Regions from separate parts of the Mus musculus genome. Here region 2 is linked to region 1. Evidence: chromatin loops called from intact Hi-C (ENCODE). Cell type or tissue: left cerebral cortex. All regions are shown on one strand. Links, peaks and the distances in the headings refer to the core of each region. The heading gives the core; the rest is flanking DNA.

Region 1 (15,349 bases), core at 3,417-8,416:
CCTGTTATTTTGTACAATTCATATAGGCTAATAAAAAATGCATTACCCCAAGAACAGGATTGCCAGAAACAGAATTCAAACCCAGATCAGTCAAATTGCAAAGCTACCAGGTCCTACCCTAATGCCTGGTACCAGTTCTCTCTGGTGGCTCTCTGGCCTTTCAGAGCATTTCTGAAAGAGTAAGGCAGGAGGGGCTGGTGTGAGGACTGAGACTTTAGGAGGAGTCAAAGGGGGCATTGATAAGAAAAGCCCCCGTCACTGGCAGTGCCGCAGATCCAAGATGGCCATTAGAAACAGAAGAAACGACAAGGACCTTGAAGGCAGAGCCCTTTCTGTTCCTCTACATACCACAGGGCTGCCCTTGTCTCCTCCTCTGTGGAGAATAGAAAGGCTGGAGTCCTTTCAGCCTGCTTCACACGGAATCCTGGGCTGGGTTGGGAGGCTAGTCCTTCAGCCGCAGTCTGGACAACCCTCTCAAATCTTTAAAATTCTCACCTCATGACAAACGACAATGATGGCCTCATGGGAAATCTGTGATATTTGGGAATGCGTTAAGCTAAGGTCATTCTACTTTGTCAAAAGCCTGTAATGGGTAAGCTGGCCTCACAAGAAGCTACTTCCCACACACAGGAAAGCAGGCCCTGGCCTGGAAGTGTGTGTGTGTGTGTGTATGTAGCTCTCAGATAAAAAATGATTCATAGTTGACACAGAAGTCACTGGGCCATGGGAAGTCCCTGCTACACGGGAAGACTCCCAAGTCTTCAGATAGGGAGGGAGAGAAAACTTACACGCTGATACATCACAGGAGAGGGACCGCCATTGCTCCTGACTCCCCTAGCCTTGTGTGCCCCCATTGTAGGGAGCTGGACAGGTAGTCCCTGGGGCCAGGCTGCTCTGGGGAGGATGCTGGACCAAGCTACTACAGCCCAGAGACGGATGGTGCCGCTGTCAGCATGCACACTCCAGGTCATCAAGAAAGCTCCACAGAGACTCAATAATTTAGCAAAATTACTCACGTTCCAGGAACACAGCCTATTTTAATAAGCAGCCTCTCATTCACCCGGCCCCAGGGTAATGGAAGGCTGTGTAGCCTCCCAAGACAATGGAGCCACACTTTGGAACAAACTCGGTTCTGGCTCAAGAATACAAGAGATCAGGGCTAGACCAGTGCCAACTGCTGCCTCTGCCTCTGGCTATGGCCATAGGCCAGCAACTCTGACAAAACTGGGAGAGGTCAGAAGAGAGCGTGGAGCAGGCAGCACAGGGTGTGTTACCACTAAGTGGGTGACTATTGTGCACAACTCGGGCTCTCTCCACTAGGATCGATGAGGGAGTGACTAGAAATGCCTCAGAGCTTCGTGTTCTCCTCTTGATAAGGAAGTCGGGGTGCTCATCCACCAACTTTCCATGTCGCTTGTTGAGGGTTTCTTGCCCATAGGTCATGAAGTCCACCACTTCCAACCAGAAGAAAGCAGCTAACAGTCTCACACCACCAGCCTTCAAGAGTTCCGGGCATGCAGTATGGACAGTGCACACAACACGGGCTTCACAGTTCTCTCAGTAACAAACTAGAGAGTTGGGCACTTATCCTCTACACCTACACGGTCCTCTGGGGTGTGCTTACCGGTGCCGGGTACACTTGAACCAGTTGAGGATGTCTGCACATCGTGTGTAGTAGATCTGATCAAAGGGGTGTGCATAAGACTCCTGCACAGTCACGGCATAGCTGAAGACCAGACGAGAGATGGAAGCCATGGTCAGCAAAGGCCAAGCCCATGCGGGGACACACCTCCCTCCTCAGACTTGCTCAGCCCCAAGTCCCAAGACCAGGATCCAGCTCTGACCTTCCCTCCCAGCTCCCAAACTCCTGCCCTGGATCTCAGCTATAACCCTAGGCCACATCTGTGCTGGTTAGAGTTAACTGACTGTCAACCTGACAGAATCTAGAAATTAGCTAGAGGATGTGCCTCTGAGCAGTACATGTGCATGCAGGTGTTCTTGCTTGTGTGCATGCGTGTGGAGGCTGAGGACAACCTTGACTGTGGTCTCTCAGATGCCTGCCACCTTGCTTTATGAGACAGGGACTCTTATTGGGCTGGGAACTTGCCAAAGAGACTTAGGTAGCCACAGTGAGTCTCGGGGACCCACCTGTCTCTGTCTCCCTCACTCTGGGATTACAAACACTCATCATGTGTCCAGCTTGTTTGTTTGTTTAATGTGGGTTCTGGGAGATCAAACCAGGCCCTAATGTTTTCTAGGTCAACACTGGTCCGACTGACTGTTCCCAGACAATCTTATGAAGCAGGTAGAAGAATTAATCTCACTTTGCAGATAAGGAAAGAACATCACACAGCCTAACTCTCCAGTCCTTCCAGTGACCTTCCGGTCCATTCTATCTCTAGCATAGCTGGGGCTTCATAGAGGATGTCTCCAGCCCTCCCAATGGAAGCAGTCATTGTCATCCTGCCTATTAGCCATAACCTAGACCAGCAGGTGGAAGCCACAGGAAAGCTGTTCCGGGCTTCACCAAAGTAGGCATTTGCTTTGTCACCCTGGCCAGGTGACATGAAACAGTGCTACTGATGCCTGGCTGCTGACGCATGGCACACACCTCCGGGGCAGGCTGGAGAGCGTGTCAGGAATTAATTGTCATGTAGGCTGGTGTTCCATGTTTTCCCCAGAAGGCTCACTGACCGGGGCCAGATGGCCGGGCCCAGGCTGTAAAAGCCCATCTGCTTTGCCTGAGGAAACTGTTGGTTCATTTGCAAGGGGGCTGGGGGCTGTGGGGCCACAGTCTGCTCCCCGACGCCTGTAAGGCAAAAGGTCTGGACTCCTGCAAGGAGGACAGGAATGGTTTGGCAGTGCTCAGAGATCCAGGCAAGCGGGAGTTCTGTCTGACACTGAGGATGATAAAGATGACCCTGAATGTGGGTACCTGGAAGATGTGGCCCAGACATACAAGTACATGCAGACATGGCCCATATGCCCCTGTTCATCGCCAGGCCTTAGGAAACAGGCAGGTCAGCACCCATCCCTGCTTCCTGCAGGACTTCAGTTGAAAATAGCACCACAATGCATTTTGCAAGGCCATCTCTTGGAAGGGGGATAAATGAGTCAGAGCCTGGGCAGGGGGGTAGAGGGGGTGGTGTCCTATCACTCAGTAGTGTGTTCTTAAACATGCCACCGAGCTCCCATAAGCCTCTGTGTCCTCAATTGAAAATCTATGACATCTATGAAGGATGTCATGGATTACCGTGAGAAACAACAGACAATGGTAGTAGTATACACCTCTCAGGGTGAAAGTGGCGGGGGGCGGGGGGGGGAACCACTTAAAATGCTTACAGACTACATAGTAAGTGCTTAATAGATGCTAACCTTCATCAGTATGACAGGCAGTGGTTTTCCCCCTGTGCTAGGCATGAACCGATTCTTCCTCCTTTCCATGTTGGGGACAGGGAGTGAATCCTGCTGCTGAATAAATGCCCAAGAGCTTGCAGCCTCAGCTTCCTCTTCCAGCACTGACTGAGGCCAAGGAACCAGCCCCAAAGGTATTGATGTCATGGGGTTGGACCTAGCTTTGTAGGATCCTTGGGCTGAGTGAATCCAGCTAGAGGGCCTTGTACCAATGCCAAGTCTCCAACCTGAAGTGTGTGCCCTGCTTCCATAGCTGGGTGGTTTAATATTGCTCACTTGCCAACATGCTAATGAGTGCTGATCCATCTTGTAGCTCCAGGATTTACCTGGGGGTGGGGGGATGGGAGCAGGGGCTCTACCCTGCGTTTTGTGGTGGGGGATATAACTAACTAGGCTCATCCAGCTGGAAAAGTATCCCCAAGTGCTCTCTGAGAACCAGGGTGTGTTTCTGGAACGGCACAGGCTAGAAACATCTAAACACAGTATCGGGGGAGCTGAGCTGGAAATTCCAAGAAGGAAGAACGCTGCTGGATGCAGGTATCGCAGACGGCCTTCTTCCCAGGGGTAGAGGGAAAAGACCTGGGCTTCGTGGCCGTGTGGCTCCCTGTTCTCTCAGGCAGGCTGTGACCTGAGCTGAAAGCTGCAGCCACCAAAGAGTCAGCACGTTTCCGATAGTTTCACATTCCAGCCTTGTTCAGGTTGAGCAGGTGAGACAAGTAGAGTTTGCTTTCAAGTTTAGATAGATTCATTGCAGGTTCTTTCATAAGGAATGGCTCTCTGTAACAGAGAGTAATCCAGACTGGAGCCTTGGAAGAAGACACAGATGGCCAGAGACGCAGCGGGAACCCTAGAACCTGGCTACCACATCAGTCTTACCTGGGTGGATGATGGACAGGCTTATCTGAAGAAGGAGGCCCCAAACCAGAGACTAATGAGGAGTTCTAACTATCACTGAGGCTCTCTAAACACTGGGAAACAGAAGCTGAGATTCACCAACCAGGAGGAAAAGGGAAAACATAAAAGATATAAGACTGATTCTGAGTCTCTGGGCTGGGCTGCAAAGCCTGCATTCACACACCCCTAGTGAGTTTAGTGTGCAACTGAGTTGATAATAACCCCCGAGCTGGAATTGCCAATATGAAGACGGTGATTACAAAGCACATTTGTGAAATGTGTGCCCCGATCCTCCCAAAGCCTGTGAGGATGTTTATTTTCCTTGCTATCCAGATGGAGCTGGCCCTGGGCTCAGAGTTCAGAGACTCCCCAAGAAGTACAGGTAGCAAACAGAAAGCCCAGGGGATGCCCTGAAGTCTTCACAGATCTTTTACATCCTTTCCCAGTACTCTTTCCCAGGAAATACTCTTTGCTTTAGCCTTGATGTCATTACAACTTCACACGGGATATCCAGTCACCAGACAACACACTGGAGTAAGCACTGTCCCTTTGCATCCAACCATTCTTCTTGGTCCATGAGTGTCTCTGCTACCCCTGTGCACTGCCTCAGTGAGATGCTTCTGTCTGCCTAGGGGCTGGCCATCCATCCTCCAGGGCCCATCTTACTTTTCCTCCTCCGCCATCCACTTGCCCCACTGGGTCTTCATCTTAATTTTATTCATTTGATTTATTAGTGTCTAAGTGGCAGAGCCATCCTGGTCAGCATGGCCAATCAATTCCAGGCTTTAATTCGGTTTTTCCTGATTGGGTCTCTGGTCATTGTCTTTCTGCTCACCAAAATCAATACTTTAACCTTGTACTTCAAAGTCAGACCATCTGCAGAGACCTAGCCTAGACTCTAGGACTTGCTGCCGCAGTCAGTTTGAGGCAGGCTCTCTGCTGTGCTCCAGCTACCCTGTCAGAGCTAGCCCTGATCAGAGCAAAAACAGATGAGGCCTTCCCATCCTCCCTGTAGCAAGCCACCTATCTACTCTTGCATTGCTGTCAGTCCTTGGAGACTGTGACAGACATCCCAAGAGTCCAAAATCAAGACATCTAGGACCACAAAGCATGCCTCCTCACCCTGGCTGCCACTCTGGCTGTAGACAAGGATAGAGCTCCCCGGGCCTCTACTCCCTCATCTGTAAATGGGTATGCAATAATTGAAATTGACTGCCAACTTGACCAGATCTAGAGTCACCTAGAAGGCAAACCCTGGGGGAGGGGCGGGGATCTCTAGACTGGGTTAACAGAGGTTAGAAGCTCTGCCTAAGGGTGAGAAACTTCATTCCACAGGCTGGTCTTGGACAGAACAGGAAGAAGAAAGGGAGATGAACATGGTCATCTCTCTCTCTCTCTGCTTCCCACATGTTACCAGCTACCTCATACTCCTGCAATTGTCCTTTCCTTGCTCTGATGCACTGTATCCTGGTGCTATGGGTAGAAATAACCCTTCCTTTCTTAAGTTGTATTTCTTAGATATCTTGTCATAGCAATGAGAAAAGTCTCTAGTACAGGGTGGGGATGTAAAGAAGGAAGGGGAAAGACAGTCCAACAGGAGACTGTCACCCACAGTCAACATGTCCCTGTGGTCCTGGCTCTCAGGAATCCACACTGTTTTACCTTGTCCTAGTTGGAGCTACCCTGTCCTGCCTCCCCTTACTGATTGGTCATCAGGACCTTCACAGCCAGCTGCTTCCTCTCCTGATTCTGGTAGTTCTCTAGAGTGCCTCATACAAAATGAGCCCTCCAGAGAGTGGCAGCTCTGAGCTGCCCACCTTACCTCTCCCAGTGGCTACACACATTGGGGTCTTCAGGGTTCAGAGCAAGAGCAGCTTGCAGAAGGAAGACAAGGAGGCCCACCGCAGACGGCGCCATCGGGGCCTGTGTGGGAGAACAGAGAAGACAGGCTTACTCAGACTTCGGTTGCGGCATCTGTTTGGTGCTAAGACTTGGTCCTCCCTCAAAGTGAGGGAACGGGCACTAAACAGAGCAGGTTTCCCACAACTGCCACACAGCAGTCAAGACTGGATACTTCACACTTACAGAGTTGACTAACATGGCAACAGCTCTGAGTAACTGAAGAGTCTGAGTCATGGATCTGAGATCGCTCCAGGAAGAGGCCCACATGCAATGCAATGCATTGGCTAAAGTTTCACAGAATTCAGAGCATCCCTCCACCCACCCACCCCCCATCCTCAAAAAATCTATCCTTGATACAGAAACCCAGATCTGGCCATTGTAGTGGCCAGATCTCCTTCCTCCTCATCTTTGGCAAGGCTGGGTCATCCCATCGCCTCCTACTCCTCCTATGCCGAGGAAGAGAAGCAGACAGTGTAGCCCACAGGGAACTGAGCCCAGGCAGCTTTCTGAAACACTCTGGAACTCTGGGCCCCTGCTTCTTTCCTCCTACAGGATATCAGTGCCCTGGGGTCACCAAATACCATTCCCACTCTGAGATGACCAGCCGAGATAGTCAGATAACGGGGCTTTAAGGAAGCAGCATGCCCAGGTTATCAAGGCTCCTGAAATACCATTGTATGTCACGTTTTTAGTACAGATACACAGTGCCAACTACCTTGATCTCTAAATGAGAGACACAACACACAGCTTCTTAAGGAGGCTAGAGAGTGAGCCATGTGAGGGTGGCTAGTGGTCACTGACTGACCTTACTCCCCAAGACCTTATAACCCTACACTACAGCCTTAGAGAACAGCTTCTAGTCTAAATGTCCCCACCACGGGGGACACACACAGAGCAGCGAGGACACTTCCTGTGGAGCTGGACCTCATGAGTCCCAGTGTCCTTTGTGAGCTGACCCAATGCCATGACTCATGGAAGAGGTTCTATTGGGATTTATTTAAAGGTTTTAATGAATCCAGAATAGCTTTTCTTTTCAACTTCTGACACTAAAAGAAATACACTTTCCATTAAGCAGGGCTGAGGAAAACATTTTGACATTGGAAATCATTCCCCAGATTTGAAATGGTTGGTTATCTAGCCCACAGGCCCTAAGATTTTAGATGAGGGCCATTTCCCCTCCTGGGAGGACAAACGGGAAAGGCACATATCTGCACACATCCCGAGATCCAGTCCTCCATGCGGCCCCTTTCTCCTGGAAGCTTAACTGCTTGACCCCCACCTCCCTCACTTCCTTGTTAAATTCTTTTTTTAAGCAGCTCCTTCAGCAACAAGCCAATCATCACAAATCCTGTGTAACCATGGGGTCTAAATTAATGACTAATGAGGCTGTACTTTCTACATTCATTCTGGAAATCACCCAGCTAAGTGCAGATTTAGCTGGAGATCAAGGACATTTACAGATCCCTGGGGGGGGGCGGGGGGGGGGAGGAAGGGTGGCTCCATTGCTTCTCTCTAAACTGGCAAAGCCCAAGAGGTGCAGCTACTCTCCTGGTCCCACCTTCTCTCCTCCCAAGTTTAGCAGCAGAGACTCAGCAACTGCCACACGCAACCTGGAGTCCACACAGCACAGCTTGAAGGCAGCAGCCATTGTCAGCATCCACATAACCACTTCATCCTCCACTAGGATATTCAAGTAGACTCAAAAGGGCACCCAGTGACAGAAAGAGTTGGAAAGCCAGAAAAGGCATGAACATCTTTTCTGTGGGGGTCTGGGACGATTGAGTATCCCTGGAAGGAAGGAATGATACACACAGAACTCAGGAAGGCAAATAAGACTTGAATGCAGAACGTGTCTTGTCCCTGTTTCCTGTGTAGCCCTAAGATGGCACTTTTAAATTTAGTAGGCTTTGAATCTATCAAAGGACCCATGATAACAAGAGGGATGGCGACTTGGATCAGAGCCATCATGGGCAAGCTCTTTAGAAGTCTTCACTAAGCCAGGTATGGTAGCACATGCCTTTTAACTAGGACTTTGGAGGCAGAATCAGGTAGATCTCAGAGAATGTTACAGGACAGCCAGGATGACACAGAGAAACCCTGTCTTGCGAGAACGACAGCAGCAGTAGCAACAACAACAAAAGTCTTAACTAAAGCTTTCTTGTTGAGTCAGGTCTGAATGGCACCGTTTACCTCTTATTGGCAGGAATCACTGGAGACTGACCATGGCAGAGAGGGTGACAGTTGTCTGAATGAGCACTCTAGAAGAGATGGGTGGAGTGGAGGAAATGATGTTTAGACTGACAGTTTGAGGCCTAAGATACCAAGTCTTTACCGGGGACCATGCCCAGTTCTAGTGGGGGAGGGAGAGAAGGACGTCCAACATTACAGGGGAATTGGCAAAGCCTCTCAGAACCTCTGCCATTCAGTCTTTCCTGGAGCCTGGCCAAGTCTGAATCGTATCCTAGGCTGTGGATGGGGCTCAGTACTACAGCAGTTGCATAGTGTGTACTAGGCCCTGAGCTCCCTTCCAGCATCGAAATCAACCAACCAGGAGGTCAGTCAATCAATCAAGAAGATTCGGATACAGCTTAGTGACTAAGAGCTCTTGCTGCAGAAGCACGAGGACCTAAGTTTGTATCAAAGCACTGGGTATGACTGTGCGCACACCACGAACCTCTGTGGGGGATGGAGACGGGCTGAGGATCGCTGGCTGCCAGTTTAGCTCTGGGTTCAGTGAGAGACTCTGAACCAAGAGAATAAGGTGGAGAATGATGCAGAGGGATGCCTGGTGTCCTCTTCTGGCCTCTGTACACAAAGGGGTATAGGAACCCGCATGCACGTGTGCACACACGCACGCGCGCGCGCGCATACACACACACACACACACACACACTTGTGAACATACACACACATCACACACATACACACATACATGTGAACACACATACATACACCTTTTTTTTTTTTAATCAGGCTAGGCGTCTTCACCCCTGCTCCATCTCTCTCTTCAGTCTGTCCTTTGTCTTCAACTCTGCCCAGTCAGATAGCTTCTACTACTACCCAGCAGAGCCTGACAAAGGTCAGCACCACTGAAAACATCCCCTTTGAGCCCCGGCCAGTGACAGCTAAGGCCCCATGCTCCAGTGTGGTCACCCTGCCTACTCTGCCATCTTACTAGCACGCTTCCTTTATCTTTCCAACATGTTGGAAGCAACCAATGGTGGGGACCCTACACCTCTGCTTCATGGACTGACTCCCAAACAACTGCATCACCCAGTCTCTGACACTTCAATTAAGAAGACAGAAAAGCAACCAGAAAGAAGCTGTCAGCATGTGAGGGCATCTCCTCCCCAATCACTTTAGTGGGACTTCCTGGGGGCTCTCAGGGAGCACAAAGACCAAAGACATATGCTTATGAGATGACCAAGGGAAAATCAATCCTGCCACCATGGTTATTAGGTGACTCCATTTGGAGTGACAGAGGTTAACGTATCAGGCACCACCAGGGCATTAATAATTAAATAAGAAAGCGCCCCAGGATCATTTCAGAGGGAGAGACATGTAAATAAGTCAGCTGGCTTCTTCCCTCTGTCTCCTCCCTCTCCCTGCATGCTAAGAAGCAGAGAGGGGAGCCAGGCTCCAGAGTTAGGGGGCTTTTTCCTGCCTCAGAGGGTAGGCGGCATTGTAGCTGATGAATGGAGGGGCAGAGAGTTGACTGGGAGGTGACTCACACCTGCTAGTGGGGTCTAATCAGTCCACGCCCCCACCATGGCTAGAGTAAAAGGAAGTCCTTCTAGCACCTACCTATGCCTGAAAAACCCAAAACAGCTCTCAGGATAACTGAGACCCACTGACAGCAGCAAGTGGGGGGCTGGGAAAGCCCTGGTGGAGTAAACCAGACTAGGGATGGATAGAGATGCAAAAGTGGAGGTAGATTCGCACTGGGGTGTGGAGGCCAGGTGTGGCAGGTGGCACTGGGGTGTGGAGGCCAGGTGTGGCAGGTGGCACTGGGGTGTGGAGGCCAGGTGTGGCAGGTGGCACTGGGGTGTGGAGGCCAGGTGTGGCAGGTGGCACTGGGGTGTGGAGGCCAGGTGTGGCAGGTGGTACTGGGGTGTGGAGGCCAGGTGTGGCAGGTGGCACTGGGGTGTGGAGGTCAGCTGTGGAAGGTTGCACTGGGGTGTGGAGGCCAGGTGGGCAGGTAGCACTGGAGGAAGCAGATGGGAGAAGCTCCTGCAGTGGCCAAATGGAAACATTAAGAGGTGTTTTACAACTTATGTGGGAAATTAGAGTCCTTTGAGAACATTACAGAAGCGTTTCCTGCAAAGGCTCTGAGGAATGTCTGGTCTCTGCTGCCTGCTCTGTCTTTACCTTCACTAGCCCTGGTACATGGTGCATCAGTACAAAGTTCAGGCTCTGACAGGACCTAAGGATAGACCTTTCTAGCTTGGCCAGCCAGGTGAGCAGAGTTGCTCATGAGCCCAGTGTGAAATACTTTGTTTCTTTCATTCAAGGTCAAGTTTGCCAGGAGGCCTAGTTCACACCAGTGTGCATCCTTCACATTTGTATTGATTTATTCTGACTCCTCTAGGCTGCCACCAGATATCTTAGGAAACAATGACCTTGGGCTGGGGATGTGGTACAGTCTGCAGAGTGCCTGCTTAACATGTATGGAGCACTAGGATTAGTGCCCAGCACTGCATAGATTGAGCATGGTGGTGCTAATCCCAGCATTCAGAAAGCAAAGACAGAGTATCAGAAGTTCAAGGTCATCAACTACACGGTGAGTTCAAAGTCAGCCTGACATATTAGAAGCTCTCAGAGAAAGAGAGACAGAGGCAGACAGACAGAGACAGAGAGACAGACACAGACAGAGACAGAGAGACAGAGAGAAGGAAAGATACAGAGAGAAAAACAGGGACAGAGACAGACACAGAGACAGAGAGAGACAGAGACAGACAGACACAGAGAGACAGAAACAGAAACAGACAGAGAGACAGAAACAGAAACAGACAGAGAGACAGAAACACACAGAGAACAAGAACAAGACATTGACCTTCCTACCTAGGAGTCCCGATCTAGCCTGGGTTGGCCATGTAGACTAAGCCAACTTTGGCAATGTTGACTTGATGTTAGCTTGACTCAGGCCAGCACTTGTGGTGTCCAGCCTGTCGTCTTGATGATACCCACACCTGGCCAGGCACCAGGGGCTCTCTTACCCAATGTGCATAAACTGGGACCAAAGGCAGATAGACAAACAGATGGCCCTCGGACCTGTTGTTATAAAGTGATTCTTGTGCAAAACTCCAATTCCCGCTTCACTCCCTACCTGCCTTATCCTGAAGGTGCTAAAATCTTATACACTGAAGCCAGAGCCATGGGCCCAGAACCTCCTCCTCTCTGTGCCCCTTCCAGTGAGTTCTTCCTTCTCAACCAGTTTGCACTGGCATCAGGGAACCAGCAGTCAGGTGCAGTTTTATGGACCTCAAACTCCTGATCCTCCTACTTCTGCTTCCACCGTGACTGGGACTATAGGACTGTGTGCTATCACCTTAGTTTAGGCAGTAACCGCGATTGAACCCATGGTCTCTGGTACACTTAGAGACCCTACCAACTTAACTACCTCACCAGCACTGTTTTGTGGACCTTGGAAAGGTTCTTCTACCACAACAAAGAGGATGGGGTATAATGACTACTTGGAATCCATGCAGAGAAACTGGGAGAAGCATATGTCCTAGTTTGCTATCTTTAACTATAATAAAACACTCTAACCAAAAGTACCTTGGAGAGAAAGAATAATTTTGCTTACATTTCCAGGGTACAACCTATCATTGAGAGAAGTCATGACAGGAACAAGAGGGGATATATTCCTGAAGAAATGCTGCTTGCTGGCTTACTGAAGCTCATGCCCAGCTAGCTTCCATATACAGCCCAGGGCTACCTACTTAGGGAATGGTGCCACCCGCAGTGGACTGAGTCCCATATCCATTAGCAACCTGATAGATGCAATTACTCTATTCAGAGTCCCTTTTTAAATAGTGCTAGACTTCATCAAGCTGACACTTAATGTTAACAAGAAGGTGACTCGTGAGGACTAATGATGCCTGTCATGGGCCTTAAATAGGAAATACAGACCCATATATTTGGGGTCCCCACAGATGTCATTGGTCCAAAGCTACTCTTCTGTAACTAACACCCAGACACAGCCTCTCCATTTTCTCTGGCCTTAAAAACCACTTTTTTTTTACCTTTCCACATACCCTTGCCCTTGCCACAAACCTGGAGAACACCCAGGGACAGTGTTTCTATCTGTTGCCTTCACGTCTGCTCCCGGTACACAGAGCACTACCTGCACTGAGAGGGACTCTGTCATCTCTGTCAACCTCCTAACTGATTCTACAGCTGGCCTCTGCCCCCACTCACCCCAAGCCTTAAAAGCAATTCACCTGCCTCACCTGACAGAAACCACCACTCATCCCTTGAGGAGGGGATCACACGGCACATGGAGCCAAGTGAACTGCATCGCAGGGGCACCAGGCTGTTGGCATCCGTCATAGTGGGCACCCGTGACATCCTGAGTGTGACTCAGAGCCCTCGGTCTGGGCCTCCCCATCAGCACCAGCACTCATCTGCCCAAGGATGCAACACAAGGCAGGCATTGAAGGCTGCTCAATAGCTCACACTGCAAATGAGGACGAATAATATCCTGAGCGGCTCATGAAAAGGCACTTTCAGGACCAAGAACAGCAGAAGCTGGGATTAATTGTGCACACACCTCACATCTCTCTCAGCATGTGGGTGCAGAGAGACCTCTATCTTCTATTTATAGGACATACACACACTTCTGTTATTTTTCTGAATAAAACAGAAAAGCCAAGTTTGCACACAGGAGGCCAACACCAAGGTTACTGTCCAGTCTAGCCACCATATTCCCTTCCTTGCCCCCCCCCCTTGCTGGTCCACTATCCCCGGACCCATCTCTGTTTACTAGCTTTGCTGGGGTCTGATGAGCGTGATGAAGGGAGGGACCACAGTTAGCCTCCTCAGCCCACCACTAAGAGTCTCTGTCTTTGGCTTGAAGCCTCCTGCTCCCTAGTTATCCCACCAGGGACAGGGTTTATATTGACCACTTTCTAATCTCCCTATACAAAACTAACTAGCTAGCTAGCTAACTAACTAAATCCACATCTCTTAACCTCCAAAAGAGTGTTCCCTTGACTGCAGGAGTGCAGAGTCCCAGTGCCAATGTGGAGGTCCCAGTCCCTCAGGATAAATCAGAAAGGGCCTTACAGTCCTCTCCCCAGACATGTTAAATGTCTTTGTCTTGAATGAGGTTCCGCTATCCTGATAAATCCTGCTTTCCCCTTACCTAGGAAGCCTCACACTGCAAATCTCATGAATGTCACAAGAGAAGCTGCCAATGACCATCCATCTGGATCCAAAGCCTGCCCTGTCCCCTTCATCCCCTGCCCTGCAGAAAGCAAGTAGCCCTGACACCAGCCAGGCTGGAAAGAGATCATAGCACAGCCATGCTGCTCGGGAGACATCTCTAAACTAATGAAGTGCTGGCCTCCTACTCCATTCCAGCTAATACGGGTTTTGCCCGCCCACCCCAAGCCCCGTGCTCCCCACTCCTGGGCAGGCAGCCTCACATGTATGGCCTCCAGCCCTGCGAAGATGAAGGCAGAAAACTTATCTGTGTTCTTAGACCATCCTATTTCTCACAAAGCAATTATCTCCATCTTTCCATTTCTGTGCAAATCAGGGCCCGCTCAGCCAGCCCGGCTGCTCCCCACCTCAATGCCCACATGCCTGCCTACTCTGTCTGCTATTCTCGAAGCCGCAGGGTTCTAAGAACTGTAGGGAGTCCTTCATGCCCAGGCATCGAGTCCTGGTTCCATCCTTAAAACCTCCCAGCTATAATGCAGACATCCAGGGGCTGTGGCCATCCTTGGGGGATGGGATCTCTTTCCTGCCCACTTGGGAAAAAAAACTCAGATCACAAGATGTGATCAATTACAAGTGCCGGGGAAGGCAGAAAGGACTGGGCCCTGAGTCCTGGAGATTTGTTCATCAATGGAAATTCAGGTGTCTCCAAGATATCTATATTCTCTGGATAGCAAGCCATAGGGTGTCAGGACTGGCCCAAGGAAACCCAGCATCATCTGCTGCCTAAAACCTTATGTCCCAGAAATGGAGGTGATTTCCTCAGGGACAGGTGGCTAAAGTGGCTAGAGTTTAAGTAAAGGACTAAGAGTCAACAGGGATGGGTTCAAATCCTAACACAGGCAGAGGATAACGTAGCCCAGCGAAAACCACTGCCTGCACTCCCCCTCCCATTTATTTATTTATTTATTTATTTATTTATTTATTTTCTGGAATGGGTGCCAGGCTGACCTCAAACTCTCCATGTAGCTGAGAATAACCTTCAGTTTCCAATCCTCCTGCCTCCACCTCTGAGATCATGGGTGGGAGCCACCACACCTGGGTTCTGTGGTGCTGGGGATAGCATCCAACGCTTTGCGTTATGCGAAGCAAGCACTCCAACAACTGAACTACATGCTAGGCCAGGCCTCATGTTTTTCATGGACCGTGTCACTAACATCACAGGCTCTGAAAGCTACACAGTGCGAGCAGGTGGAGTGTTCAATCCGGAGAAGATGTTCAATGAAATATTCATTTGCTCCCGACACACAGCCTCCACCTCGGAGACCCTTGCAGCCCTGTAATTTGGCTTCTAGAGTTTCTAAGAAGCCAGGAGGAGAAAAACTGAGGATAGGAAAAAAAATCTCTTGCTAAGGAACCTGGGCTCAGCTGAGGAAATGTGGGGTTAGTTCTAACTACAGCTATCCAGGTGGGCCCCAACATTCATTTGTCCATTCAGCCTTCAGCCACAGTGACACTGAGGTGACTCAGGCTGAATCCAGCTCCTGAACCCCAAACACCTGCTGCAGATACATAAGAGTGCTGTGAGAGGCAGGGGCAGATTCAAAGCACCACAGCCTTTCCCTAAAGGAAGCCTGGGGCAAGTAGAGAGGGAAACCAGAGACCTTTGCTGTGATCAATGTCCAATTGCCTAGTGTCCCCACTGACTAAGGCCAAAGGCAAGTCCAAAGTGCCAGTCATAGAGAGATGTGACCCT
Region 2 (17,274 bases), core at 6,580-11,579, 150 kb after region 1:
CCCAGCACTTGGGAGGCAGAGGCAGGCAGATTTCTAAGTTCGAGGCCAGCCTGGTTTACAGAGTGAGTTCCAGGACAGCCAGGACTACACAGAGAAACCCTGTCTCAAAAACAAAAACAAAAAAGAAAATGGCTGCTCTCCCACATAGCCTCAGGAACATGAGGACTTGATTTTCTTGTGGCTATTTGTGTTGTTGTTGTTGCTGTTGTTGTTGTTGTTACAAGGTCTCACATAGTCCAGGCTGCCCCTCAAATTCTCTGTATAGCCAAGGATATCCTTAGACCCCTTCTGCTTCTCTTTCCCTAGGGCTGGGATTACAGGCATGCACCACCATGTACAGTTTGAGGTGGTGTTGGGGATTGAACTCAGAGCTTTGTGCACACTAAGCAAGAGGTCTATCAAGGTTTCTGCAGAAGAGAAGACTGAACTAGAAGTAGCAGAAAAACAAATTTTTATCTACTTTATTTTCAATGTACAAACATACCACTGATTCACTAAACATGTTTTTACTGAAAACCTATATTTCCAGGCATAGCTTCAGAGTCTAAGCCGTGGGGAGCAGTAGGCAGAACAAAGTCCTACCTTCTGGGGTCTTGTACCTGATGGAAAGACAGATAATAAGCAAACGCACGTGCTATCCTTTTGTAAGGAGATGGCATCTGTGCAGTAAATTTTATGTCCTCTGTGTTTTGCCTGCACATATGGGTGTGTGAGGATGTTGAATTCCTGGAACTGGAGTTACAGACAGTTGTAAAGTTGACATCCACTCAAAAATTGAACCCAGGATCTCTGGAAGAGCAGCCAGTTCTCTTAACTGCTGAGCCATCTTGCCAGCCCCATGATTTTATTTTATTTTTAATGATATACAGAGGCCCAGGTTCCAGAAGAAGGCGTAGGATACCTCGGAGCTGGAGTTACAGGGAACCAAACTCTTGTCCTATACAAGGGCCATGTGTGCTCTTAACCACTGAGCCATCTCTCCAGCCCTGCTCCACAATTTCTAAATGTGCCTTCCTAATCCGGAAAATCAGACCCAGTTGGAAACATCACTTAAAACAATCTGGGTTTTACTCTCTCTGAGGCCCCTGTGGGTCCCCTGGACTCAGCTGGGTGGTTCTTCTGCTCTGTGGGATCCCAATTTAAACAGCTGTCCTGGAACTCACGCTGTAGACCAAGCTGGCCTCAAACTCCAGCCTGCCTCTGCCTTCCAAGTGCTGGGACTAAAGGTGTGTGTCATCACTGTCTGTCACTGCACTCCCTCTTCTCCCTGGATCAGGTTTTGGCTATGGATCTGTGGTGGCCTGAATAGGTTCGGTGCCCATAGGTTCATGTGTTTCAATGCTTGGCCATAGGAAGTGGCACTCTTAGGAGCTATGGCCTTGTTGGAAGAGGCTTGTCACTGTATAGGTGGGCTTGGAAGTCTCCTATGCTCAAGCTCCACACTTTGTGGAATAAGAGCCTCTTCTTGGCTGTCTTCGGATCAAGATTTAAAACTCTCGGTTCCTCCAGCACCGTGTCTGCCTGTGTGCTGCCTTGCTTCTCACCAGGATGATAACAGACTGAACCTCTGAAACTGTAAGCCAGCCCCAATTAAATGTTTTCTTTCTAAGAGTTGCCTTGACCATGGTGTCTGTTCACAGCAATGAAACCCTAAGACAGTATCCCATACTAGCCTTGAAGTCAGTACATAAAAACTTAGGCTGTTTTTGAACGTGCAGTCCTCCTGCCTCAGCTTTCCAACTGCTGGGATTATAAAGCACATTCATGCCCATCACACACAACTTCACGTAGTCTTTTCACCTAGAATCTCTAGCAGAGTAGTTAGACTTCATCTAAATAACTTTCAGCTGCCGGAAGTGCATAGCCTTCTTGATAGGTGAACGAGAAAGCTCAGGACTCCATCCCATAATAGTCATGAGTCATAGAATTCAATGGGGTAAAAACCATGTGAAGACTTGACTCTAGGGAGAACTGGTCCTTTATGGGCCTCCTTTAGCCACTAGCCACACAGGAGAGCATTCTAGCAACCCAGGGGAGATATAACAAACTTCCTGGACAGCGGGGTTTAGTGATGGGAGTGGTCCACCTGGAATCCATTTTGAGAGCAGGAGTCTCTTTTTGTTGTTGTGGTTTCTTTCTTAAAACTCAGCCTCTCTGGGCTTCTGCTTCCTGACCTAGAAGATGAGATCAATGACAGCCGCCTGCTCCGCCTTGTAAGGTCAAAGTGACAATCGTGATGTAACAGCAGCTTTCTGAAGATCGTTACCCATGCCCTCAGCTGTGAGGAAACCACACACGGTGCAATCCTGAAATGTCTTTCCAGTCATAGGCCCATCTGACTGAAAGCCCTTGGCCAAGTCACCTCACCTGCCTTTGTCCATGTCTTTATCTGTGAAGGCAGCCTGTAATAAGTTGGCTGCCTGTGCCATCATTTTTGCAAAACTCAATCACAAAGGAAGAACACACTCTTGAAAAGGTGTAGCATGTCAGATAGGATATATCATTACTGTAACAGCAATTACAGACCCACTATCTAGGCAAGGGCAGGGGCAATAAGAATGGGGCAAGGCCCATATAATCCGCCCTTTCTGGCAAGACCTAGGACTTCCAGCTCTGTGTAGGACCAGCCTGGAGAGATGAGACATCACCAAGAGCTGCTGTAAAACACATCCCTTTTTGCCAGTCAACCATTCACATGGCATTAAAGTTGGTGAGTCATTCAGGTACAAATGTATATTTGCAAGCTCAGAGGGAAAATGTTTTGTTGTTGGGTTTTTTTCCCCCAGACGGGAAAGCTAAAGGGTAAAAATACACCAACTGTAACATAGAAGGAAAGGAACAGCAGGTCCCAGTGGGGACCCAAAAAACCCAACAGACATCAAGTCTTCAAATTGGAGACATTTCCCTGGACAATGGTGGCACACACCTTTAACCTTTAATCCCAGCACTTGGGAGGCAGAGGCAGATGGATCCCTGTGTTCGGGGCTAACCTGGTCTACAGAGTGAGTTCTAGGATCACCAGGGCTACACAGAGAAACCCTGTCTCAAAAAAAAAAAAAAAAAAAAAAAAAAAAAAAAAAAAAAAAGGTTGGGTCGATGTTTCTGGGTCCAGGAATGGTCTAGAAGCCAGAGCAAGAAGGGTAGGTAAGACAAGGACTCTAGTCCCACTGGCCACAGAGAGCCTTTGCGTCTTAAGGTCTCATCTGAAAGACACCCACACACCAAATCTAGGCAGTATTCAATTTATTCCCTGCAGAAGAATTAAAAAAACAAAACCAACCATGTAATGCTTGTGCAGATGTAACCTGGGGTTCTAAGAGAGGGGAGGGCAGCCGCTTAGACACTCACCCACCCCCTGCAGACAGAGGAGCAGAGTACTCTAAGGACAGAAACAGTCTTGGCTTTCAAAGAGTACTTCTGTTTTTATTATCATGTAAGGCTGTAGTCAGTGTTGAATGATAATAAGAAACCCGCACGGGGGAGGGGGTTGCACCCAAATCAGAGGCATACACAATAAAAATGCTATTATGGACTTTTGTGAATATAAATAGTTCTTAAAATGAGGCTGCTAAGACTGGCATCTCCGATGCTCCCTGAAAGAGTCCGGGTGATATATTCCAGCTTTTGCACTGGTCACCAGCTTCAGCTGGATACTGCAAATCGAGCCCGCTAATTCTTCTGCAATGAATATCAAATGCAGTCTGGTAGTGGGGCAAAGGAAGGTGATGGGGATTGAAGTGAAGGGCAGATAAAGGGCAGAGGGAAAGAGAGCCAAAGAGGGCAAAGGGTAAGGATAAAATGGAGCCAGAACCATGTCCCCAGAAAGCCTGTTCCTCATGGGATCTAAAGGTCTTGTGCAGCTGCCTGGCTAGCTCAGTCAGTAGAGCATGGGACTCTTTTTGCCTGGAACTCACTCTGTAGACCAGGCTGGCCTCGAACTCAGAAATCCGCCTGCCTCTGCCTCCCAAGTGCTGGGATTAAAGGCGTGCGCCACCACCGCCCGGCTAAGCATGGGACTCTTAATCCCAGAGTCATGGGTTTTAACTCAACACTGGGTAGTACTTGTGTTTGTCTGGGTGAGTTTATACATTCAATTCAAATCCATACATTATGAATTTGAATTTATCCCTATGAATTTGGCTCAGTAGTTAAGAGAACTTGTTGCAAAGGACCTAAGTTTGATTCCCAACACCCACATAGCTCACCACTTCCTCAGGCATACATGCGGTGCACAGACCTACATATAGTTAAAACACTCATACACAGAAAATAATCAAAAGAAATCTAAAAAGAAATCAGTTTTTTTAATTGTTTTCCAGTCTGATCTACAGAGAAAGTTTGAATACAGCCAGGCCTACAGAAAGAAACTCTGTCTTGAAAAACAAAACAACAAAAAATTTGGGTTTGGGGTTTGTTTTTTTGTTTGTTTGTTTGTTTGTTTGGGTTCTTTTTTTTTTTTTTCTTGAAAAGATGAGCTTCCTAGAACAATCTTAGGTATAATCCTGGGTGCCAGAGCACCAGTTTGTTTCCCCCTTCATTCTGGAGAAAGAATTGCAGTAATTAGTGTGTACTCACAGAAACTGAACAGTCTCGGTGCAGATGCTTCCCTTAAGATCATTAGCATTTCATGTGCCCTTGAGCTCCACTAAGGGGTCCGCCATGGAGGTCAAAGGTCCACAGAGCCTAAGGAGGGCCTTGTGACAGTGGGGGGGATGTAAACAGAGGATGCGGAAGTCAGACTAAGGTTGAGAATCCATCCAGCTGACCCACTGGGGAAAGGCACCCGCAGCGAAGACTGATCATCTGAGTTCACTCGGCAGAACCCACATGGTGGAAGGAGAGAGTCGACTCCTCCAACAAAGAACTGTCCCCTGGTCTCTACACGTGTGTGTATATGCTCCGTGCCCCTAAATAAGTAAATATAAAAATTTTGAAAAAATTCAGAGAGCCAGGTCAGCCCAAGGCTGGAAACAAGGGGTAAACACTTCTGTGCATCCTTCCGATCATCAAGGCACAAAGCACCTGCTCACCTAGGGCGGTCTTGGGGACCCGAGACAGTAACTGGCGGTTGGAGAAGCCATAGGAGTCTGCCAAGGGAGTTGATATCTTATCGGTTCTGTTACCCGCTGGCACTGGGTCCTCAGGGCCTGAGTAAGAGATGGCTACTGAGAAGCAGGGTCTCTGAGGGCCTTAGACTGGACTCAGCCCAGTCTTCTCATCTTGACTCTGTCGGCCATTGGTGCCACACTGTGCAAGTGTCTGAGCCATCCCTACACTGTGCCATGTACCCATCCCTACTGTGTCCTGTTCGGTCCTCTCCTGCCCTTTCTACCCTCCTCACCTCCACCTCTCCTTCATTTCAAGCTCCTTGGACCATTCTGTCTTCATAGTTTCTTTCATCTGTCCAAGTCACCACGATGTGACCTACAGACTGATCCTCTAATACATCGTTTGGATCATACCTTCCCCCTGGCCAGGAGGTCAAGAGAAAGGCCACATAGGCTGCACTGGCAGAGTCACAGAGCTGCAGTAATCCATCCCTTGGGGAGCGCACAACATGCTCCCACACACCCCAGAGGCCAGACATGGAGCTACGGGATTTGGTCTTGCTCTGGCCCTTTCTTGCTGTTCTCTTATTCTTCCATTTGGAATGAGGGATGGTTCATCTGAACCAACATATGTTGGAGACATGTAACTCAAGGTTTTTGTTGTTTTGTGGGGATTTTGTTTGCTTGCTTGTCTGTTGTTTTGCTTTTTGAGACAAGATTGAATGTAGCCAAGACTGGCCTCCAAATAACTATGTAGCCAAGGATGACCTTGAACTCCTGACTCTCCTGCCTCCTCCTCCAAAGTGATGGAATTATGGTCACACACCACCACACCTGGCTTAGGCAGTGCTAAGGCTCAACCACAGGGCTCTAAATATGTGAGACAAGCACTCTACCAATTGAACTATGCCCCCAGCCCTGTAACTTCGGATTGGTTTTTGTTTTTTGTTGTTGTTTGTTTGTTTGTTTGTTTTACAGGCCTTAGAGTTTGCTTGGTGTCTTAAAAGTTTTTTATTGCTGTGACAAAGCATCATGACCCAAAGCAAGGGACACAGGGATTATTTCATTTTACAGCCTGTAGGCCACCCTGCAGGGAAGTCAGGGTAGGGACTCAAGGCAGGAACCTGGAGACAGGAGCTGATCCAGAGGCTATGGATAAGCAATTCTTGTTGACTTGCTCCTTGTGGCTTGTTCAGCTTGCTTTTCCCCACCCAACTCCCCTTGAGGCTTGGTTTCTCTGTGTAGCCTTGACTGTCCTGGACCTGATCTGTAGACCAAGCTGACCTCAAACTCAGAGATCCACCTGCCCCTGCCCCTGCCCCTGCCCCTGCCCCTGCCCCTGCCCCTGCCTCCCAGGTGCTGGAGTTAAGGGTGTATACCACCACACCAGGCTGTTGCTTTCTTATTCCAACCAGGACCACCTGCTCAAGGATGGCACTGTCCACAATGCCTCCCATATCAATCACTAAATAAGAAAATGCCCCACAGGCTTGCCCACAAAGACATTTTTTTCCCTCAGTGTGTTTCTCTCTTTTCAGATAACTTTAATTTCTGTCACGTTGGCAACACAAAACAAAAACAACCAGGACCCCTGGTATCTTAGAGGAGACGCTGGGCTTTTGAGTCACGTTGGAATTGCTAAGACCATGGAGGTGATTTGGCTTTGAGTCTTCTGGGCACCAAAAGAGGGATCATTATGGCTTGAACAAGGAGTCTCCCCAGTGGGCTCAGGTATGTCCAGTGTAACTGACACCTGGTGGGATTTGGAGAAGCAGTAGGCTCCTGAGGACTCTGTCCCAGCCAATGCAGTAGTCCCTTGATGGAGCCATAACATAAGGGCACTATTGAACGTTGATAAAGTCAGAGGTGGGGCCTGTTTGGAGATGAAGCATGGAGGCTGCTGGGAGTGTGTGCTTCAGGGTCTAGCTCGTGCCCTGGTTCTGCCCCTTATTCCCCTTTTCCTCTGCTTCCTGGCTGCTGCTGTGATGTGAGCTATTCTGTTCCCCCTTTCTTTCCCACCATAGCAGATTGACGCCCCCAAACTGTGAGCCAATATAAACCCGTCCTTTCCTCCAGATAAATGGGTATCCTTCCTAGGGCTCTCCACTCCCCAAAATCAACCCCGGACTTGGTGTGCTGACTCTGAAGACCCTCCCCACCCTGCCTTGTACTTCCTGGGCTGCATTCTGTCATAGCCCGAGCCACGTTTCCCGTTTCCACGGCCACGTGACTGCTGGTATCTCCTCACTGCTTTGCCTAGACTCCGGTCAGCCATGACCTCTGTTGCTCAGCCATCAGGCACCTAAAGTACACAGACAGTACACTTAGAGTCCCTGCCATAAGCTGGCAATGACTTCACCCTACTGTAACCCCTTACACTGTGTGGCGCCACCACTGAACACCTTTTCTCTGCATACCTTGTACTCCTTAAATACTCTCTGTGTCCATGCAGTCTTCATGTGCAGGCACTGTCCGAATGACTGGCATGTGTTCAGCCATGCATGCGCTTGGGCGTGTATGTGTGTGTGTTTTGAAACAGAATCTCTCATTGCACCTGAAACGTAACTGTTTCAGAGACTGGCAGGACAGCAAGAGCCTGGGATCTGCTTGTTCCTATGTCCCCAAACCAGTGCTGGGGTGGGTGTGTGCTACCCCACTTGGCTTTTGTTTCTGATCTTAGAATCCTAACTCCAGTCCTCCAGCTTGCATGGCAAGCCCTTAACTGATGGATCTCCACATGATAATTTGTGTGTCCTATCCTAGAGCCCTAAACAGTTTTCCAGTTAGGAGAAAGCCTGGGGAAGAAAATTACCTGTTTTGTATACATGTATTTTGGGCGTACAGGGTACACCATGGCACACATATGGAGGTCAGAAGATAATTACTCGAGTCTGTTCTTCCCTTCGCCCCATGGTTCCTAGGAGACTGAACTCAGATGGTCAGATTTGACGAGGGCCTTTACCTGCTAAAGCATAGCTCTGCCCTGTGCTTTTTTTTTAATTATTAATTAATTAATCCCTCCCCCCAAGACAGGGTTTCTTTGGGTAACACACTTGGCTGTCCTAGAACTATGTAAACTAAACTGGCCTTGAATTCACAGATCTCTGCCTGCCTCTGCTTCCCCAGTGCTTAAAGGTTAAAACCACTGCTGGCTGGTTGGTTTTATTGCTTGCTTGCTTGCTTGCTTGCTTGCTTGCTTGCTTGCTTGCTTGATTAATTGATTGGTTGATTTTTAAAGACCCCCAGTTCTTGACGTTACTATGTAGCCAATTCCTGTCCTGTCTCTACTTCTTAAGAGCTGGGATCAGAGGAACGCACCTCTAGGCCAAGCTAAGAATATTCTTCACTGACTTCTACGAAGCCTCAAGACTCAGTTAAGACAACATCCTCTAAACCCAAGGCAAGCAAGTGTTCTGTGCCCTCTGACCTCCACCACTCAACTCAGATTAAAAATTCAAGAGCCTCACCAGAAACACCTGCCACGGGTCAACCCAGCAAAGAAATTTTGCAAAGTTGCCAGCTTCTAACCCAATAAGGTTGAGGGTAACTTCGGCTCATGACATGAATCCCTACCACTGGCACTACGACAGTCTCGAGTCCTAATGGAGTAGAAGCATGTCCCCAGCCCCACGAGGACACACGCACGTCCCCGCACACAGACAGAGACAACTTAATAAGCCCTGGCGGGATTTGGAAGCTTCTTTCCCCAGTAGCCCGTGGAATTGAATTTCTGCTCTAAGTGCATACGTGGATATGCGTCTTCCATTACTTGTTTAGGCAGACTATAAAACATGACTGTTAGAAGAGCCACCGATTTACGAACAGGTTGCAGGCTGCAGGTTCGTTTGTAAGCCATTTGAAACTTTGAATGTGTATTTTTCCTGGAAGCAAGAGTATTTAGGTTCCCAACAAGCACCCACTTAACCCACGAAATGCTGTACTCTAATGCAAAGAAGCAATCTTCATTGGAGTTTGCAAACTCTGCACAAATGTCTTCAGTGGCCGAGGTGCGGTGCAAAGGCAGAAGAGGGGATGGCATGGGAAGATGGAGAAAGACAGACGCTGCGTTGCACATAGCCTTCCTGTAGGGTCAGTCACCCTCCAGTCTCTAGTTAAATGGCTTCCACAAGACAACAGGCCAAATGTGCCAACCAGAAAAAGCCAAAACCCAAATCTGTATGTGAAAATTGCAAGCATTTTTCAAAACACTGCTGATGAACAAGACTCAGCACGCATGCTCAGTGAGGTTACTGGTTGGGAGAGAAAGTATTTTTATTTAGGTAAGTCAACACCAGAGAAGTGTTTCCTCACTTCTGGGGAAGTGGGTGGCTCATCCTGGGCACTCGTCCCAGGACAAGGCTCTTCTTTGCACAGAGAAGCTTCATGTCTCTGTGGCACTAAAAACCCAAAGCTGACAAAGGGTGGCCGGCTCTGAAGCTATCCCCGGCTGGTTCCGGAGCTGACTTTGAGGACAGAAGCTCTGCGTGTGGAGGCCAAGACGTCACAGTTCAGTGTCCTCCTCAGTCTCTTTATTTTTTAAATCATTTTTATATTTATTTATTTTTATGAGTCTGAGTACATGTATGTATGTATGCTGTGTACATACCTGGTTAGAGGAGGACATCAGACTCCCTGGAACTGGAGGGATAAATGATTGTAGGCCATCCAGTCGGAGCTAGGAACCAAACCTAGGTCCTTTGCAAAAGCAGCAAGTTCTCTTAACTGCTGAGCCCTCTGTGGCCTGCTACATCACACATGTTCCTTATTGTTTGAGACTAGGTCGCTCATCAAACCTGGAGCTTGCTGGATGAATGGCCGGGCATCCACAGGAATCCTGTCTCCACCTTCCCAGAGCTGAGATGTCCGGCGTGCTAGGGATCTGAACCCACACCTTCATGCTTGTGACAAACACTTTACCAACTGAGCCCCCTCTGCAGCCCTCTCCATTAACTTTGTGATCTGTGTAGGTGTTTGGGGTTTGCAGAGGAAATTAGGACACCCCATGTCTTGCTTTTGTTGTAGTCTTAGCTTAATTCTTGCTTTGCTATTGTTGCTCCATAGTTTTTGATTAGTTGTTGGTAGTGATTTTTTTCAAATGGGGGTCTACCATGCTGTCAAAGCTAACGTTAATCTTGCTATGAAGCCCAGGAGGTCCTAGACTTAAAATCTTCCTGCATTTACCTCCTGAATGCTGGAATCACAGGCATATACCACCATGCTCAGCTCTGTTATATCTGATTATAAATATGATATGGGTTCACTATAGCAATTTTTAAATTCCCCCAAAAGTAATCATTGCTATTGACTTATTTTTCTATTTTTCACACTTTTTTTTTCATTATTCAGGCACAGTAGATTAAATGATACCTCATGTGTATGTGTCCCTGTCCTTATCTCTGGAATCTGTGGACATGCCTTAATTTAAACAAGGGTCTTGGCAGATACAATTAAGTTAAGGCTGTTGAGATGAAGAGATTATGCAAGATGTCCTGGCAGGTTCAAATTGCAAGGGGAACGTCTTTCTTTAAAAAAAAAAAAAAAAAAAAAAAAAGACATATGAGCTGGAGAGATGGCTCAGCAGATAAAGAACATGCTTGCTGCATAAGCCTGATGACCTGAGTTCAAGTCCCAAGCACCCATGTAAAAACTAAGTGTGGACAAATGCCTGTAAACCCAGCACTAGACAGTAAGATAGGCAGGCACACCGCAGGGGCTTTCTGGCCAGCCGACCTAGCCAAGGCATGGTGAACAAACAGTTCAGTGAGAGACCCTGTCTCCAAGGAATACAGTGGAATGTGATAGGGGAAGCCACGCCACATACTGCGCTGACCTCTGTACCTATGCACAAGTGTATTTGTGTATACACACATACACTCGCACACGTGCGCGCACACACACACACACACATACACACACACACACACACACACACACACACACACACGGAAACACACGGGCAAAAGACACACAGAAGAGGAGGATGCACTGTGACTATGAGACTGGTGTGGCTTCAGTGGAAGAGTCCTGGCAGCCTTCGCAGCTAGAAGTGGCAAGGGACCCTCTCTACTGGCCCTTTGGATAGCAGCACACTTGGGCTAATTGTTGGTGCTGTTGCCCAGGTCTTAAGTTGCTCACTGGTCCTCTAGGGTTTGAACTACTCACAACCCATCAGCAGGAACTGAGATAGTTATGGGTTACCCTGTAACTGAACATGTGGGGCCTGAGCCAATTATTATTCATCAAAGTTCATATGGATTGCTTACGGGTGGCTGAGGGCCTCCGGAGCAGCCCCTGGATCTTAGAACTACCTTATCCACTGATGGCTTGCCTGCATCCTTTGAAGGCTTGTCTGTCATCCAGGGCCAGTGGTACCACTGACTCGTTACCCTGAGGGATTTGAATCACTGACTACGTAATGCCCTTTACTGACTGTTTAGGTCCTAAACCTCTGCTACCATCCTGGTGATCCAGCATAGCACTAGGCTAAGAGTACTGGCCAAGCTGACCCTCCATGAGGCCACCCAAGGCTCAGCTGGAATTGCTGCCTGGCATCCTGACACTTGGACTCTTAACCTAATTAAATGGAGGGACCACGGGCCAGACTTGTAATAGTTCAATTGAGGAGATTATATCTTGGCTTGGTGCCCAAAATCTCCTCCCCCACCCCTGTCCTTCGTGGGTGGGCAGTGGGTGCACACATGTGTATGGGTACGGTACATGTATGTGTACCTCTTGAGGTCAGAGGACAATCTTGACTGTCATATTTTGAGGCAAGGCCTCTCATTAGCCAACTAGGCCAGCGAGCACCAGAAATGTGGCTCTTTCTTTGTCTTCCTACCTCTGAGATGACCAGCATACACAGGTTGTTTTCTACACGGTTTCTAGGGATCGAACTCAGGTCCTTGGGTTTGCAAGGCAAGCTCTTTCCAGACTAAGCCCTGCCTTCAGCGCTCGGTATCAGAATTCTGAATTACACTCACAGACTCTTTGGGACACTTGTCGTTCTCGGAGCTCCACAGACAAGCTCCACCTTTTCAGTATGTTGTTCCCACCTCGTCCTTTGAGAGTTGTCCGTGGACTTTCCCTGAGGTCCATGTTTGGCCTCAAGGAGAGTTCAGTCTGAGTTCCTCCTGTGCTGGGGGAGGTATCTGAGTAATCCCCTCCATTCCTCCTCAGTGCAGCCACTCCTGGAACTTCCCCTCCCACTGGCCCTGCAGGTCAGACAAGCCGCTCTGTGGATGCAGTCTTCGGAGAGAGTCCTGCTAGACTTTGGCTTTCTGGCCACCAAAACCATGACAGAATAATTCTGTTTTCCAAAGTGTGTGGTAGTTTGACACAGCAGTCCTAGGAAGCAAACCCAAACAACACACAAACATTTGTGACAGTCAGCTTTTCATCACTGTGACAAAGCCCCAGGAGAAATGACTCAGATAACAACAAATTTGGGCTCATGGTTTCAGTCCATGGTTGGCTGACCCTGTCTCTAGCCTGAGGTGAAGCAGTACAATGTGACACAAGGGGACAGATTGGGGTCTACCTACCTTCCTGAAGTTGGGATCGAAGACAGAGGAAAAAAGCAAGCTAAGTGAGAACGGGTTTATCTGAGCTCCCAGCTCAAAGGTGTTGTCCTTCATGGCAGGGAAGCCATGGTGTCAGAGCGTGAGGTGGCTGGTCACAGTGCAGCTGAATTAAGGAGCAGAGGACAATGGGTGACCGTACTCGCTCACTTTCTTTTTTTCCAGCCCAGGCCCCAGCCCACAGAATGGTGCTGCTCAGAGGGAAGGTAGGTCATGTCGCCCCAGGGAACCTGATCTACAAGGTCCCTCACAAGCATGCCAACAAATAACTATCACAGACTAATCCCTGCCCTCAATGCATGGCTCCTTTTTAATTCTTTAAAAGTATGTTTGTGTTTGTACGGATGCCCAAAGAGGACAGAAAGTACTAGATCTTCTGGGGTTGGAGTTACGGGAAGTTTCTCTTTGCCCAGATTAGGTGCTGAGAACTGAACTCCAGTCGTCTGGAAGAGCAGCGTGCTCTCCTAACCTCTGAGCCATCTCTTCAGGCCCAGTTTGTTCTTCTTGAAGTAAACTATGTCTGGAGTACACATCTCAACAAGATCTGCCTTTTCCTTCTCACTGATGACACAATGTACTGTGAGTGTGCTTTTCCATTGGTTTCACAGATTTTAAACACATCGAGGAAACAATATTGCAACAAGCTGGAGTTGGCCCTCTTCCTTTTGCTACAGTTGAAGTCGTTGTGGATATGTGGATAAACATATATATGTTTGGACATGCACATACAGATCTACTTAAGGTTGTCATTTTTCCACCATGTCTGGCTTTCCACTTTCTGCTCTCAGAACTGAATGTGACCGAGTAAGTGCTTTGACTAGTGATGTATGGAAAGAGGTCAGTGGTGTCCTTCAGCACTGCAAGAATAAGTATCCCACCTGCTTTGTTCACTTCCCCCTGAAATCCAGAGGGAGTCACATTTGCCAGCTCTCTTGGTGAGCATGACAGATAGACTAAGGGGACCCATGGTTTGGTTGAGGAATCTTCCCATGTTGCTGAAGCCACAAAAATCTGAGGGGTTTTGTTACTGTAGCGCATCCCAGACAACCACATTGAATTATAATATATAATACATATCTCACATGCACGTGTTCCTGCTCTTTTTTTTAATGTATGTATTTTATATGTATGAGTGTTTTGACCATCATATATATGCAGTACCTGTGGAGGCCAGAAGAGGGCGATAGATTCTGTGGTGGTGGAGTTATGTACAGATGGTTGTGAACATGCTAGGAACTGAACCCAGGTTCTCTGCAAGAGCAGCAAGTGCATTTGACCCCTGAGCCATCTCTCCAGTCCTTTCTGTTCTTTTAAAATAAGAGAAATTTCCATCTGCCAAAGCAATTCCACTTATACATATATTTCCAATAGAAAACAGCACAGTGGTGCACCCCTGTAAACTCAGTACTCTGGAGTCAGGGGCAGGAAGATCACCACATGTTCTAGGCAAGCTTGGGCTACGTAGAGGTTTAGGCCAGCCAGGATCTCTCTAAAGCAAGAGCTCTTTCAAAAACAAAATATTATAAAATCAAGTAGAATTCAAAATTTGTCCACCCCCAAATTATCACAAAAATGCTTATATTAGTATTTCGCATAATAGTGGAGATGTGAGTTTTTCCAAACATCCATCAGTGGTGAATTAATAAAGCATGGTTTATCAATAAAATGAAATGCTATTCAACAACTTTTAAAACAAAATCGATGCCATACGCTATGACATGGGTAGACCTTAAAAACATTATGCTAGGAGATGGGTGTGTGGCTTAGCGGCAGAGCACGTGCCTAGAATGCATGTGCCTGTGGGGTTCACAGCCAGTGCTGAAGAGGAGGAAAGTCTACACTAACCGGAGGGAGGGCTGTCACACAGAAGCAGGTACTTCCACAATATGCCAGTTATAAATTCACAAAGTAAAATTGTGGGTGCTTGAGTAAAGGGGGCAGGGGGATGATAGCTCAAAGAGTGGGGCTGGAGAGATGGCTCAGCAGTTGTGAGTACTTGCTGTTTACCAGAGACCCAGGTTCAGCTGCCAGCACCCACACCAGGCCTCTCATGACAAGCCTGACAGGGGATCTGACATCCACATCTGCCTTCAACAAGCTCTGCACGTATGTGGTATGCATACAGATATATAGGCACACACATACACACATCAATAAAAGTAATTTTTTTGAAAGAATGGGATTTACTTTTCAGATGACCAAAATGTGTGTTACACTTGCCGTTAAACATATTTATGAAGAATTGAATATATCTGTTAATATAATAACCCATAAATTATATATATAACTATGGGTATGTTTATAATTGTATAGGTAATATAGAAGGTATATAACTATAATAAATAAATGTGGTTATTTGTGTTTATATTTAGTTGAGTGTATTTACAATTATACATACTTTTATTTCATTCCATTTTGGTGTTGGGGACTAACCCCAGGGCCTAGCACATGCTCTACCACTGAGCTACACCCCCAATCCTGAACTGTACCTCTGAAGGGAGCACTGTGTGGTCCATAAAGCTGCTAACAAATTAAATAACTGTGGAAAAGAAGTTTAAGTATTGTGAGTAGTTTATCATGGCCTGCTTGGTGTTGATCAGCTATATCCTATTTAGTTGGTTTTTCCTTTTTACTTTTCTGCCAGATGATGAATGTAACAGGCCATGGACAAAAAACTCCATGTTACCAGGATCATAAATCTCATGCCAGCATTAGCCAATAAGTAGGGTTGCCCGTAAGTCTGCATCCGCTAATGAAGAGGCCGGCTTCAGGTTACTGTCTACACTTTTATATACACGGAGAATAACTGCAGTTCCAGGGCTCAAAGACTTCCCCTTCCCTCTGGCTTCTGGATCAGGGATTGGCAGGTGCTGGGAGCTTCAGAGAAAGGGAAGTGTTCTGTGATCACTGTACTGCCTCCAGCTAATTAAAGAACAATGTTAGGGGACTGGAAGGGCACCAAAATGCCTTCCAGTCACAAAAGATAAGGCCTTGAAAGCTAAATGGTAAACAAGACAAGATTCTTACGGTTTCTAAAATCTAAGCTGGTTCTCTCATGGGGCTTCTAATATCTCTTGAAGTGTGTGTGTGTGTGTGTGTGTGTGTGTGTGTGTGTGTGTGTGTGTGTATGTGTGTGTGTGTGTATACAAGCTCTCTACAGAGATGAGCTCTTCACAGTCTGCCCATCAAAGCTCTGCACAGGAGGCATGCTGCCCAGGGCCCAGCTGCCCACTGTGTCAGGCTTGCTCACAGAAGCCACCAGGTGAAGGAGGGCTCAGAGAGGGCTGACATCTTAAATTCACAATTCAGATTTTCAAGAGATGCCAGGAGTCCTCTCACCTAGCCCAGGGATCCTAAGAATGGGTCCTATAGCTCACCTCCTCTTTTTTTTTTTTTTTTTTTTTTTTTTTTTTTTTTGGTTTTGTCGAGACAGGGTTTCTCTGTGTAGCCCTGGCTGTCCTGGAACTCACTTTGTAGACCAGGCTATTTCCAACTCAGAAATCCGCCTGCCTCTGCCTCCTGAGTGCTGGGATTAAAGGCATGGGCCACCACACCTGGCAGCTCACCTCCTCTTTCTGAGAGGCTGTTGGGTAGGAGTATAAAGTGTGGCCTTGCTGCCCTCCCCCAGTTGAGGAGGGGACAGCTTTGTGCAAGGCTCTAACGTGAAGTCTGGGCTCAGGATGATGACGCAGCGCTGGAGCCATGCAACCTTTGCTCACTGAGCCATCTCAGTAGCCCGAGATTCTTTTTTTTTTTTTTTTTTAATCATCTTGGTAGCTGGGCATGGTGATGCATGCCTTTAGTCCTAGCCCTCAGTAGACAGAGGCAGGTGCATCGCTGTGAGTTCCAGGCCAACCTGGTCTACAAATCGAGTTCCAGGACAGCAGGGGTTGTCCCACAGAGAAACCCTGTCTCAACAAACAAACAAAAACAAAAAATTGGTAGACAGAATTCTAAGACCTTCCAAGATTCCTGGCCCTTTGGTGTAGACACACTTTATCCCAGTTACTTGTTCAAATGAGAGTCTCGGTGGTGGTGTGGAGGGCCTTTTAAACAAAACTTAGATCCCAAGTGAGTGACGGCTTATGCCTTTAATCTCAGGGCTCGGGAGACTGCGGTGCAAGGATTGCTGGGAGTTCACGCCACCCCAGAACAGGTAGAGACGCTTTGTCCCAGAAAACAAACAAACAAGCAAGCAAACAAGCAAACAGTTGGGAATAAGTGCCATTTCTAGTTTCTGTCTGTATTCTCTTGCTTTTTAACCAGATAGAAAAGTACCCTTTCACGTGCCTTTTACCTTACTTATTAAGCAATGAAAATAAGTAGATGTTCCTTATTTAATTTATCCTAAACCTGGAGGTTCAGGATCCTGGTCAAGTATTCCTTGTTTTCTTTCCCATTTCTCCTTAAACTTTGTTGTATTTCTATTGATTTCAGAACTCTTAGTCTATTGACACAGATGTAAAATGGGATTTGCCCACCCCCAACTCAGATCTGTGCAGTAACAAAGCAGAGTAAACAGGAAAGCTCTGTGTGATGAATTTATCCAGCGGGAAAAAAAATATTTATCAAGACCTGCTGAAACATCCCTACAAGATGGACAAAAACTTAATCTCATCAAAGAAAATCAATCAAAAAAATTAAACCAC

The links. Hi-C counts contacts between places; a loop is a spot of excess contacts. Peaks named below come from ENCODE experiments on the same cell type or tissue, not always from the same donor. Only the 100,000 strongest peaks of a DNase experiment are listed, where the experiment ranks them.
Region 2: a loop joins it to region 1, with 2.4 times the contacts of the local background. A loop is called at or near these places in 1 of 42 quality-filtered maps.

What each region holds. Positions count from the first base shown.
Region 1 is chr9:64,492,405-64,507,753 of GRCm38, reverse strand. Megf11 (multiple EGF-like-domains 11) reads right to left here. Exons shown (of 25, transcript NM_001134399.1): 2 at 6,131-6,231; 3 at 1,625-1,726. The coding sequence starts at 6,225. Among named protein-coding and RNA genes, the nearest start is that of Megf11, 110 kb to the right of the region's middle. In left cerebral cortex, for the core only: a CTCF peak has its summit at 6,196; a DNase peak (open chromatin) is centred at 6,361; H3K27ac peaks cover 408 bases.
Region 2 is chr9:64,347,920-64,365,193 of GRCm38, reverse strand. No RefSeq gene overlaps it. Among named protein-coding and RNA genes, the nearest start is that of Dis3l, 15 kb to the right of the region's middle. In left cerebral cortex, for the core only: no CTCF peak of the experiment used is centred there; a DNase peak (open chromatin) is centred at 9,349.